Regions from separate parts of the Homo sapiens genome. Here all the other regions are linked to region 2. A link is a contact called in ENCODE Hi-C or POLR2A ChIA-PET data. All regions are on one chromosome and are shown on one strand. Each heading gives the region's core, a stretch centred on a gene start or an enhancer-like site at or near the end of the contact. The rest is flanking DNA. Distances are from core to core; before and after follow the strand shown. Region 1 overlaps ARHGAP26 (Rho GTPase activating protein 26). Region 2 overlaps ARHGAP26 (Rho GTPase activating protein 26). Region 3 overlaps ARHGAP26 (Rho GTPase activating protein 26).

Region 1 (4,024 bases), core at 763-3,262, 43 kb after region 2:
CCATTTGACCCAGCAATCCCACTACTGTGTATACACCCAAAGGATTATAAATCATTCTACTATAAAGACACATGCACACGTATGTTTATTGCAGCACTGTTCACAATAGCAAAGACTTGGAACCAACCCAAATGCCCATCAGTGATAGACTGGATAAAGAAAATGTGGCACATATACACCATGGAATACTATGCAGCCATAAAAAAGGATGACTTCATGTCCTTTGCAGGGACATGGATGAAGCTGGAAACCATCATTCTCAGCAAACTAACACAGGAACAGAAAACCAAACACCGCATGTTCTCACTCATAAGTGGGAGTTAGTGAGAACACATGGACACAGGGAGGGGAACATCACACACCGGGGCCTGTCAGGGGGTAGGGGGCTAGGGGAGGGATAGCATTAGGAGAAATACCTAATGTAGATGATGGGTTGATGGGTGCAGCAAACCATCATGGCACGTGTATATCTATGTAACAAACCTGCACATTCTGCACATGTATCCCAGAACTTAAAGTATAATTAAAAAAAAAAAAATCACAGAAGTACTATGGAGTATGCATTTTATTATTATACCAATTCAAACATAGTGGTAATAAATGTTAAAATGCAGTCACTTTATACCAAATGTTACTGCTATGGCTAAAACATAAACAAATGAAATTCTGAAATTCTGTTGTTAAAAATTGCATTTGAGGCCAGGCATGGTGGCTCATGCCTGTAATTCCAGCACTTTGGGAGGCCAAGGTGGGTGGAACACCTGAGGTCAGGAGTTCAAGACCAGCCTGACCAACATGGTGAAACCCTGTCTCTACTAAAAATACAAAAAATTAGCCAGGCATGGTGGGGGGGATCTATAATCCCAGCTACTTGGGAGGCTGAGGTAGGAGAATCGCTTGAACCCAAGAGGCAGAGGTTGCAGTGAGCCAAGATTGTGCCATTGCACTCCAGCCTGGGCGACAAGAGCAAAACTCCGTCTCCAGAAGAAAAAATTGCAGTTGATACTACGGTAATTGACATGGGGATTGAGGAGTAAGTTATTATAATAGTTACGAATATCCTGCATTCCAGCCGCACCCCCAGATAATTTCAGCCGTGTAGTTCTGGCCAAAAACCACTTAGATATCTGAGGATGTGAAAAACATTTAGAACCCACATTGTGTTCACAGAATATGTTCCAAACTATGCCATTAGCCAAAGGCATAATTCTTGGTACAGATGGAATAGGAAGCTGGAGGTGTTTCCTACTTATTAAAGTCATTTAAAAAAAAAAAAGTTGGAAGGACTTTTTAATTGTCCTGTGGTAACCACTGACCAAAAGAACAGATTGGTACAAGCCCCTGGGTCTGGGCTGTTCTCTTGAACCTCCAAATTGTCCCTGGTTCTGCTTGGGTTCCTGGGCTGGGCTGTGGTTTGAAAGTTGTTGCCAGGCCTTGCCTACTAGGTCATTGTCTGGTGGGGCAGGGTTGTGTTGAGAGGACTGAGAAAGTGAGGCCTCTCTGACTAGCAGCAACTGTGGAAGAAAATGGAGACTGCACAGTAGAGAGGAGTTGACACTTTTCCTAGGACTCAAGACAGAGTCAAGGGGGAGCCAGGTATTAAGCTAGTACTAGCTTAGCCCTCAACTGATGGATCTTACTGTCTTACATTACTGTTGTTTTTAAATCTGTCGCTTCTTGTCAAATATATTTTAAGCTCTTGAAGTCAAGGGACCTTGGCAAATATCATTTATTGTATTGAACATACTGAGTGCTCAATGACTAGTTTTTGCTGGATTAAGAAAAAAAAGCTTTAAAGAGTCATACTCTTTACATTTTATTTCTTCTCTTATATGAATGCCATCTGCTATATGAATCCGCCAGACCGAACACTGGAGGCAGGATTGGGGATTTTGTTGGAATTTAGAATATGTTGAGTCTTATTGTGATTCTCTATCACTGTATTGTCATTTTCCCTTGCAAATAGGGTAGGTATCTAAAGGAAACACATGAATCAGTGGTTAAGAAGAATTCTAATGCTATGACTGAGTCTGTAAAGAAGCTTGGCACAGGCTAGAGGAACAGGGCAAGTCCTGCTATGTCAGAGGGAGTACGCTGGCTGCAGGAGCCCTGGGCTTAGAATCAGCAGATGAGGTTTGAACCTCAGCCCTGTTACTTATAGGCTGGGTATCCTTAGAGAAGCCTCAGCTTAGCCCAGGTTTCCACATCTGTGAAATGGGAATTATAGCAGTACTTGTTTGTGGGCTTGTTGCGTGGGTAAATGAGACTCATTAATTTACTCAGTAATGATTTGTTAAATATAGTACCTACAGACACTGGATATTTTAGACACTGGATATACAGCAGTAAGCAAAACAAAAGCCTCTGCCTCATGGAATTTATGTTCTAAAAATATACGTAATGGAATTTAATAAAGTGTTTATCAGTCACATTAGTTTGAGCCTCTCTGATGAACTCACACTGTGGTTTTTGCTGTTATTTGTCTATAGGTGTTACAACAGTAAGTAATTAGGGCTATTATTGGGTCTCATGTTTGAATTGGTATAACCCTAGGGAAGTCCCAGTAAGTAGGACATTTGTGTGTGCCTGCTAAATTGCAGTACGCTTAGAAAGTCTGTTCCCCTTGAACCGGATTTCTGTCATTTTTGCCCCCATGAAGGGCTTGTTTCAAATAGTTCAGCAGTCCGCTGAGATTCAGGAGTGGCAAGTGGTGGTGTGGCTGAACTGGTTTCTCTCTGTCATTGGTGTTTGCACTATTTGTGATGTATGATTTCACAGAGTTGTGAAGGTGCTTGTGTCATTTGTGGAAATAAGTCAAAGGGCTAACACAACCAATTAAAATCCACAAGCCACGTTTCAGTGAGTAATTTCAACCTTTCCTCTCCAAACTTTTGATTAGCTACCCGTCAAGGAACAAAATGAACAAATTGAAGGTTTCAGTTCGTTTTTTTCATTGCCTTCCCTCTGGGGCTTTTTCTTTGAGTATCGTAATGCCCAAATTCCACGAAAGGAGAAAGGGCAAGCCCAGGCAGCAAACCTCAGAGGAACCGCATTCTGCTGGTAATTGCATGCCGTCTCCCAAGAGGTGTATCTGTATTCACCTCCATCGGCTATCACCTTCTTCATGCAGTACTTCAGATCTCCAGTGGCACACAGCCCATCTAGTTAAAAATGCAAACAGGAGATTATTTTCTCACCGAATGGCCTTTGTGGCCCAGAAGAAAAAAAACATGGTCATTTCTGCTGAGACGTAACCTGAAAAACACTCCCACAAGAGTGGAAGCTGAAGGCTCGCTATAAGCTAGCCCTGCCTCAGAACAAGGCTGGTGATAGCACGTGGGTGTGGGAACTCATGTGCGTGGGCTCAGGGCATTTGTCGCCAATGTACATGATCGAAGAAGCTTCTATCACCTGAAAAGCAGTTGTTCTGCAGGGCAAAGCCTGTTTATACTCCGAGGAATTACAGAACAGACGTTTACTTGGACGTGGAGATTTGGTCTGGAGGAATGTGACATGGCCCTGACAGCACATCCCTGGGTTTCGGTGCTCCTCTGCTCTGCCCAGCTTTCCGTCATCTGGCCTCCCATGACCTCCTGTGCTCCCATTGTGGTTTCCCTGTGTGCTGACAAGTTTTCTGGTTGTTATGTCTTGCAGCCCCCCGAATCCAAGCCCAACTTCACCCCTCTCGCCATCTTGGCCCATGTTCTCGGCGCCATCCAGCCCTATGCCCACCTCATCCACGTCCAGCGACTCATCCCCCGTCAGGTCTGTTGCAGGGTTTGTTTGGTTTTCTGTTGCTGCCGTTGTTCTCTCATTGGCTCGGTCCTCTCTTCATGCAGTGTTCAGCCTCCTCGTCAACTTTGTTCCCTGCCATCCAAACCTGCACTTGCTTTTTGACAGGCCAGAAGAAGCGGTACATGAAGACTCCAGGTAAAATCTCGGATGATGACCAATCTGTTCCCGTTTATCCAAAGCTGGCCAGGGACAACAGGGGGCTGCCCCTGCTCTCCTGTGGTTCCATCCT
Region 2 (4,207 bases), core at 206-2,705:
CTGTGTCAGTGTAGTAAGTGGTAACTGTTGGCACAGCAGAAGAAATCACATATGGAGTTAACTGAGCTCTCGCTCAGGAAGCTGAGTAGAACCAGTTAGACCCCAGCCTCTGGGCTATTTCAGATTTTTTTTTTTTTTTTTTTTTTTGAGATGGAGTCTCTTACCTTGTTGCTCAGGCTGGAGTGCAGTGGAGCGATCTCAATTCACTGCAACCTCCACCTCCTAGTTTCAAGTGATTCTCATGCCTCAGCCTCATGAGTAGCTGGGATTACAGGCACGCAGCACCACACCTGGCTAACTGTTGTATTTTTAGCAGAGACGGGGTTTTACCGTGTTGGCCAGACTGGTTTCAAACTCCTGACCTCAGGTGATCCACCCGTCTTGGCCTCCCAAAGTGCAGGGATTACAGGCATGAGCCACTGCACCCGGCCTCAGATTTCCTATTAAAATTAGGGAGCCCTAACTTAAGAAACCAGAAAGTCAATGTTAACATTGAGCAGCTACTCATGAACTCCTCCTCCAGCCCCCAACCAACATTGTGAAATGTAAGTAGTTCAATTATGTTGAGCTATATATAGTTCTTTCACCTGATCTTCATCTGTCATTCTCCATCTGCTATCTACCCAATTTCCTTTGAAAGCTCCATTTTAAAGCAGAATATATAATGGAAAAACCTTAACTCCTGACCTTTATGGAGATATACTAGAGTTACTCAATAATAATTAGCAGTTGCCCTGGTAAGCTCAGACTTACTGCTTAAATCACCCATATTTGTCACCATCCCCTGCCTGTAGGACAATAAGATCACCTGCTTTGTGCTAATGAAAATTGGGACATTTTAGTAATTTTATAATCCTTTTCAGCTTCTGTTGTAAGGGTAGAAGTGATATTGTTTGTGATTATGCTAAAAAGAGGCTTTTTGTTTTGTTTTGTAGTTACCAAAGCAGTGAGATAGAAATCATTCTGGGTTTCGAGCAAATTGGAAAGCCCTGTTCAGTCTATTTTGTTTACCACTGTATTGAAAACCTTCAAAAACTTAAGTAGGTGAAACTTGCAGACTAGAATTTAAGGATGATGGCCCTGAGATAGAAAAGGAGAATGAAATTGGCAAGTCTGTCATCATATCAGACGTCACAGACAAAGATGAGTAAAGCCCACTAACTCCAGCACTTTGACTTGCGCAATGCTGCTGGAAGGTTGGTAAATCCAAAGCTGAAGCACAAGAGAGATTTCTTCAAATGAATGTGTTGGCTTCTGCTCTGTCTCGGGGGAAGCCTGCATCCCCTCTGTAGCATCCATATACTGTGCCTTACAGCATAGACCTCATGGTAGCATGGTAGGAGCTCCATATAACTCTGCTTCTTCTGGAGGAGAAACAGACACTCTACTCCCAAACACACACATACACACACACACACACACACACACACACGCAATCCCCTTTCCCATTTTTCCCTTGATCCTTTGCGTGGAAGTAGAATTAGAGGAAATATGTCCTTAGTCATCCCATGACAGCACTTAAAATGTTCAGTTGTCACAGTGAAAATAAACTGGCAAGAAATCAGAAATCAAGAAGTGGAGTCATGGGAATCCTGGACATGCTAATCCAATAGAGACAAGATCTACATGTTAGTGATGGCCATGGCCAAGGTAATCATCCCAGACAGCAGTCAGACTCTGCATTATCCCAAGAGAAGACTACAAACATTTCATTTCATATGAGGAAATAAACACCCACCAATTGCCCTTACTGCCCGCTTTCCCCTTCAGCCTCAGTGGAACGCAAACTTATTTTCATCTAATGTTTCCCTTTGGAGTATGGCACCAACTGTTGAATATTTGCTACTGTAGCCTAACTGCTCTCTGGAGCACTCACTAATATCAGCATCCAGAATCGGCCAGCTCTGACAGACAGTCCCTTCCCAGTCAGTGAGCAAACACGCATTGAATGCTTAGTGTTTAAGACACTATTCCAGGGTACAGTGGCCCACACCTGTAATCTCAGCACTTCAGAAAGATCACTTGAGCCCAGGAATTTAAGACCAGCCTGGACAACATGACATACCATCTCTATTAAAAAAAAAAAGTTAGCTGAGTGTGGTGGTATGCGCCTGTGGTCCCATCTACTTGGGAGGCTGAGGGGAGGATTGTTTGAGTTCAAAAGGTCAAGGCTGCCATGAGCTGTGATTGCACCACTGCACTCCAGCCTGGGTGACACAGTAAGACCTCATCTTAAAAAGAAAAAGAAAAAGACACTATTCGAGGCACTGTGAAAAAGACTAAAATATACTCTCCTTGCTGCTGCTCAGATGAGGGAGATCAGATCTACGTATGTGGGGGAGCATTGCTGCCAATGCAAGATACATTTTAAGTGGTAAGTGAGCAGTTGGGTCATTTACTCAAAAATATTTATGGTTGAATGAAGGATCTTGGCAATTGTAGGCAGGGTTTCCAATAATTTCCCTAGTTCGTTTTCTAGATCTGCCTTGAAGTGTATAATTTCCTCATCTGCCTTGGTCTTATTGCTGTGAGTTGGGTAGAAGGAGTTCTAGGTTTGTTTGTTTGTTTGTTTGTTTGTTTGTTTTTTTAAGATGGAGTCTTGCTCTGTTGCCCAGGCTCGAGTGCAATGGTGCGATCTTGGCTCACTGCAACCTTTGCCTCCTGGGTTCAAGCGACTCTTCTGCCTCAGCCTCCCAAGTAGCTGGGATTACAGGGGTGCACCACCACACCCAGCTAATTTTTGTATTTTCAGTAGAGACGGGGTTTCACCATGTTGGCCAGGCTGGTCTCGAACTCCTGACCTCTGGTGATCCATCCACCTCGGTCTCCCAAAGTGCTGGGATTACAGGCATGAGCCACCATGCCTGGCCAGAGTTCTAGTTTTATGATCCATCTTTTTTCTCTTGTTCTCCAGGAGGCTTCCTACCTCTCAGACCCTACCAAGCTATGTCCCCAATTTTTTGTTTTTTTCCCACTGAGACCTCTATGGCTCTAATGTTTTAGATTTCAAGAAAACTTAAAATTTGGACTATAAGAATGACATAGAAAGGAAAAAATATCACAAAGAATGAAAAGCTGCAATTTGATCATTTGCATGTGTTGCATTTTTGAAGTCCTCCCCACCCCATTGCAACAAGAGACTTTATCTTTAGGTTGTATTTGTTCTTTTTTTTTTTTTTCTCCCAAACATCTAGCAGTTTACTAATATTTGTAGTGGGCAAAAATTTGTAACAATTTCTTATATAATGCAGTATATCAAATATCCTATTAAAATAAAATTTAGTTCATATCTTGAAGGATTATTTTCTGACCTTATATGGAAAAGGAAAGTTTTGAGAATGAGTAGTTCTTTAAACCCTGAATCAATGTAACCAGGAAAAAATAAGTGAAGAGAGACTGTGCCTTGCCATGGGTCAGGGGAAGTTTTACTATCAAATTTTCATGCAATACCCAAATCTCTGTATAGGTATGAGGGCTCTCTTTTCTGTTTCTTTGTCTATAAGGAAATTCTAAATTAAATTTCCTCTTCCTTACAAGCCAGTTATTAAGTTATTAAGTTCTGCCTTTAATTTCAGCTTGAATCAATTAGGTTAGATGCCCACAAGCAAGTGCCCTGGTTCATCATTTCAAAGAATGAGACTCTTTTTGCTGTATTTTTCTTTGCATCCATGGCTGATTTTTCTACCCTTCTACTAGCAGCTCTTCTTCCGCCTCCAGGAGTTTATTCTTTTCACTAGTATGCCAACTCCAGTGGCATTACAAAGGGAGGGTTAATAAAACCTGTGTTGAGTTGGTATTTTGACTATAGCTAGCTCTGAATTGGAGCATAGAGAGCGCTGTTAGCCATAACCTGAGTGTTCCTGATGAAACTCAGAGCCAGCTTTCTGCCTTAGTCATCATTTTTGGTTCACTTTGTGTAAGCAAGTTCCCAGTGTAACCCACTGGCCTTGGCACACCTCAGGAAGAATTAGGTCTCTATGTACAAAAATGTTCGACAGAAACCTAAGACCCTCATCTAGAATCTGAATATATAATCAGTGTGTCGGGCCTCAAAAGAGAAGAGCAATGTGATTTCATGTAGAACCCTATTTGTATGCTGCCACAGCCCTATGCTTTGCTTTACTTCGGATTCATATAGAAATCCAAGAATTTGTAGTAAGTAAGAGAAAGAAAACACCATCTCTGCTCAGCTGAGCTGGCCCGTGTG
Region 3 (4,154 bases), core at 179-2,678, 60 kb before region 2:
CTGAGAATGCGTCATATGCCAGAACACCTCTCTCTTGGATCATTGCAAGAGAGTTAGGAAGGAATGAGAATGAGTCTGGCAGGAAGGATGCATTTTTAGAGATGAGGGCAAAACAGAAAATTACTCTGGTTCGAGTGTGTCATTTCTCTTTCTCATAATTTTTTGTTTCACTTTCAGTGCTGGGGACCAACAGGTCTCTTGATGTAGGGTTGTGGCCCCATACACCTTCTATTTCTGCTCAGGGAGTGGGCCTTAAATGTGTCTTTCCTGGGCCTTCATACAGTCCTCACTCTTTCCTTTGGTTTTTATTAACAAAAGGTGATTGTTTTCTTAGCTCTTTGGGGGTGACTCCTTCTCATCAGGTGTCACCATTTCTGATTTTTTTCCCTCTCCTTTCCTTAACATCCAACCAGGCAGTGCTTTGGTGTTTGTCAGATATAATGCTCTTCAGGTAATATCTTTCTTTAATTACTTTTCCCTTCTTTTTTTTTTTTAATTTCCCTGAAACAGACACACACACTGTTGCCTTGAACAATTGCTTCCTACCTCCCTCTCTCTGGGAACTGGATTAATTTTTTTGTCATTGCTTAATGGAAATGTCGACATTTCAATTTCTGCTGCATGTTCTACACAAAATTTAACTGGACAAGATAGGGAGAGAAGCTGGAGAAGGGAAAGTTCGTCATATGACATAAAAGCTTTTTTTTTTTTTTTCTTCCATAATGGCTTAGAGTGTGCCTTCCTTAAAAAGGGGGAAGCAGCTACTATGGCAACAGGTTCTATTTTCCTTAGGGGCTGTGGTGGCGCTGATAGAACTGGAGTCTGGAGAACATGAAACAATAGCCAGGAGCCCCAGGAGCCTGCAGCATGTTTTTTTTGTAGTAATTACTAGCCTTTTCCATGATTCAAAACTATGTGGTAAGTGGAACTGGGTAGGTTGGTGGTGGTTTTGTTTCTGAGTGATATAGACAGCAGGACCGTGAGTAAGGGACCCTCTCTACATCTCACAGAGAACCCGTACAGTGCGCGCCTGGCTGGGGAGACTGCTCTGCTCCAGCCCAGATATCCCTCCCTCTTCTCTTCACTTCCTGCCTTCCAGGCCTGGGGCTCCCTCCTGATAAACTTCAGTCTGTTCCACTAGCAAGTACCAGAGTGTGAGTCTCCCCTGGCAGGTCTTCCTAGAAATGCCACCTCCATTTCTTTCAGAGGTTTCCCTTCATTAAAGACCTCAGTGTCGGCCCCAAACATGCAGAAAAGGGGTGCTTGTTTGACTCTCCTAGAACAAGTTCTTATCAGAGGCAATCTTTTTCCTCCCCTAACTCAGAATGCTGATCCTCATAAAGCTTGAGCAACAGTGCTTGGTTCTGCTAATCACTGCTGGACCCATGCCGGTCACACAATTAAAAGTTGGCGTTTGGGACTTTGTGGCCTGGTTACACCCCTGTGCCTGTTGCGTCGCCCATCCGGGCTCTAGGGAGACAGAGACTCTTTCATTGCACAGCTCATGAAATACCAGAGGAGAAAGCTTGCTTTCTTACCAAAGCATTCTTCACTAATAACGTTCTCTGCATATACTCCAATCCTGCCTCTTTGAAACTTCTGTTTAAATTAGTTCTCCTCCTCCTTCTCCTTATCATTGTGCTTTGTACAGCCCTTGATAATTTTCAGTACTTTTTTCACCTCCCTTGCTTGCTTTGTCCTTACAGCATCCCAGTGCCTCTATGAAATAGACCAGGGAAGAGGCAGCACAATCCATTTTTGGTCTCTGTGGTAGCCACAAACGTTTATATAATGCCTCCCAAGTGCCATGGTGGAGTCTGGTGGAGTCTGCCCAGCTTCACAGGGGGGATCTGACATCTCCCAACTATTTTTCTTCCCCATGAAAATTTGTGAAAGATATATGGATTATAAACACAAGGATACCTTAATAGGTGTAGAGCTTTATTAAATTTTTAAAATGTAGAACTAAGGTGCCATCCTTGCCTGGTATGTCGTCTTCTTTACCTGTTCTTTTGATTTGCTTTGCTGCAGACTAATTGTGCCTGGGACCTTAAAAGTCACTGGATCAGTAGACATGGGAAAAAGTTCAATATCATTACTCTTCAAAGAAATGAAACTTTTAAAAGTCAGGAAACAACAGATGCTGGAGAGGATGTGGAGAAATAGGAACGATTTTACACTGTTGGTGGGAGTGTAAATTAGTTCAACCATTGTGGAAGACAGTGTGGCAATTCTTCAAGGATCCAGAGCTAGAAATACCATCTGACCCAGCAATCCCATTACTGGGTATATACCCAAAGGATTATAAATCATTCTACTGTAAAGACACATGCACACGTATGTTTATTGCAGCACTGTTCACAATAGCAAAGACTTGGAACCAACCCAAATGCCCATGAATGTTAGACTGGATAAAAAAAAAAATGTGGCACATATACACCATGGAATACTATGAAGCCATAAAAAAGAATAAGTTCATGTCCTTTGCAGGGACATGGATGAAGCTGGAAACCATTCTCAGCAAACTAAGAGAAGGAACAGAAAACCAAACACTGCATGTTCTCACTCGTAAGTGGGAGTTGAACAGTGAGAACATATGGGCACAGGGAGGGGCACAGCATACACCGGGACCTAACAGGGGGTAGGGGGAAGAGGAGGATAACCTTGGGAGAAATACCTAATGTAGATGACGGGTTGATGGGTGCAGCAAACGACCATGGCACATGTATACCTATGTAACCAGCACATTCTGCACGTGTATCCCAGAACTTAAAGTATAATAAAAATATATATATATACACACAATGGAATATTATTCAACCTTAGAAAAGGAGATCCTGCTATTTGTTACAACATGGATAGACCTAGAGAAAAAAAAAAAGAGAGAAATGAAACTTAAGATAAAAGCTTTCAAAATAGCAATACCTTATTTTGGTGCTAGTGAAAGCACCAAAAGGAAAAATAAAGGTCCTAGGGAAATGGGCATATTAAAATTTTCTAGGTGGGAATGTAAATTGACATAGATCTCATGGGTGACAGTTTGGTAATATCTATTAAAAATATTTATGCTGGCTAGGCACAGTGACTCACGCCTGTAATCCCAGCACTCTGGGAAGCCGAAGCAGGTGGATCATTTGAGGTCAGGAGTTTGAGACCAGCCTGACCAACATGGTGAAACCCCATCTCTACTAAAAATACAAAAATTACCCTGCAGGTAGTGGCACGCACCTGTAATCCCAGCTACCTGGGAGACAGAGGCAGGAGAATCGCTTGAGCCTGGGAGGCTGAGGTTGCAGTGAGCCGAGATCACACCACTGCACTCCAGTCTGGGCGAGAGAGTGAGAACCTGTCTCAAAAAAACAAAACAAAACAAAAAAAGTATGCCCTTTCATCCAGAAATTCTATTTCTATGAATTTATTCTAGGGAAAGAAAGATATATGCACATATTTGTGTACATAGAGATTCACTGCAATATTAGTGGAAACAATAAAATATTGGAAACAATCTGACTGTCCAATAACGGGAGATTTCTAAATTATCGAATACCCATACAGTGAAACACTGTGCCACCATAACAATGTTGAGTGAGACAATGAATGGTACTTGAAAAGTTCATAGTAATGCAGTAAAAAACAAGTTATAAAACTAGGTGTCTGCAGTATGATTCCAACTTGATTTGAAATATGAGTGTGTGTGTGTCTGAAAAAAACATGGAATGTGACACGTATACCTTAAAACATTGAATAACATTTAGTTATTTCTGGATGGTAGAATCACTGGTGATTTTTATTTTCTTTGTGCTTTGTATCAGTTATTCCACAGTAAATACTTTCATTTATCAGAAAATAAAAGAGAAAACATGTATCTTTTTTTCCCCCTAACGATAGCACTGAAAGAAAGAGTAAAGGGTAAGCTATTTAAAAATAGGCCTAATCGGCTGGGTGTGGTGGCTCATGCCTATAATCCCAGCACTTTGGGAGGCCAAGGTGGGCGGATCACCTGAGGTCGGGAGTTTGAGACCAGCTTGACCAACATGGAGAAACCCTGTCTCTACTAAAAATACAAAAAATTAGCTAGGCATGGTGGCACATGATTGTAATCCTAGCTACTCAGGAGGCTGAGGCAGGAGAATCGCTTGAACCCGGGAGGCGGA

Evidence for each region. Hi-C counts contacts between places; a loop is a spot of excess contacts on that map. ChIA-PET counts read pairs that join two places held with the same protein, here RNA polymerase II (POLR2A). Pooled maps may share reads with other maps.
Region 1: a map with no recorded cell type shows a loop between it and region 2 (2.7-fold over the local background). The contact joins two enhancer-like sites. A Hi-C loop is called at or near these places in 3 of 168 maps with a recorded cell type or tissue (Caco-2, MCF 10A and mammary epithelial cell), 3 of 37 single-sample maps with no recorded cell type and 4 of 50 pooled maps. POLR2A ChIA-PET finds 5 or more read pairs at or near these places in 5 of 52 experiments (CD4-positive, alpha-beta T cell, GM10248, GM12878 and 2 more).
Region 3: a loop to region 2 is called in a map with no recorded cell type, with 2.4 times the contacts of the local background. The contact joins two enhancer-like sites. A Hi-C loop is called at or near these places in 8 of 37 single-sample maps with no recorded cell type and 3 of 50 pooled maps. POLR2A ChIA-PET finds 5 or more read pairs at or near these places in 5 of 52 experiments (A549, GM12878, HCT116 and 2 more).

Annotation. Positions count from the first base shown.
Region 1 is chr5:143,203,544-143,207,567 of GRCh38, forward strand. It overlaps ARHGAP26 (Rho GTPase activating protein 26), which reads left to right. Exons shown (of 23, transcript NM_001135608.3): 21 at 3,655-3,765. Among named protein-coding and RNA genes, the nearest start is that of ARHGAP26-IT1, 13 kb to the left of the region's middle. RefSeq lists enhancers at 2,944-3,053, 3,474-3,583, 3,693-4,024. Within about 2 kb of position 2,013, at least 3 of the 41 ENCODE cell types and tissues checked have a DNase peak (open chromatin) inside an H3K27ac peak, as active enhancers do.
Region 2 is chr5:143,160,881-143,165,087 of GRCh38, forward strand. All of the region lies in intron 20 of ARHGAP26 (Rho GTPase activating protein 26), which reads left to right. Among named protein-coding and RNA genes, the nearest start is that of ARHGAP26-IT1, 30 kb to the right of the region's middle. Within about 2 kb of position 1,456, at least 3 of the 41 ENCODE cell types and tissues checked have a DNase peak (open chromatin) inside an H3K27ac peak, as active enhancers do.
Region 3 is chr5:143,101,158-143,105,311 of GRCh38, forward strand. All of the region lies in intron 17 of ARHGAP26 (Rho GTPase activating protein 26), which reads left to right. Among named protein-coding and RNA genes, the nearest start is that of ARHGAP26-IT1, 89 kb to the right of the region's middle. Within about 2 kb of position 1,429, at least 3 of the 41 ENCODE cell types and tissues checked have a DNase peak (open chromatin) inside an H3K27ac peak, as active enhancers do.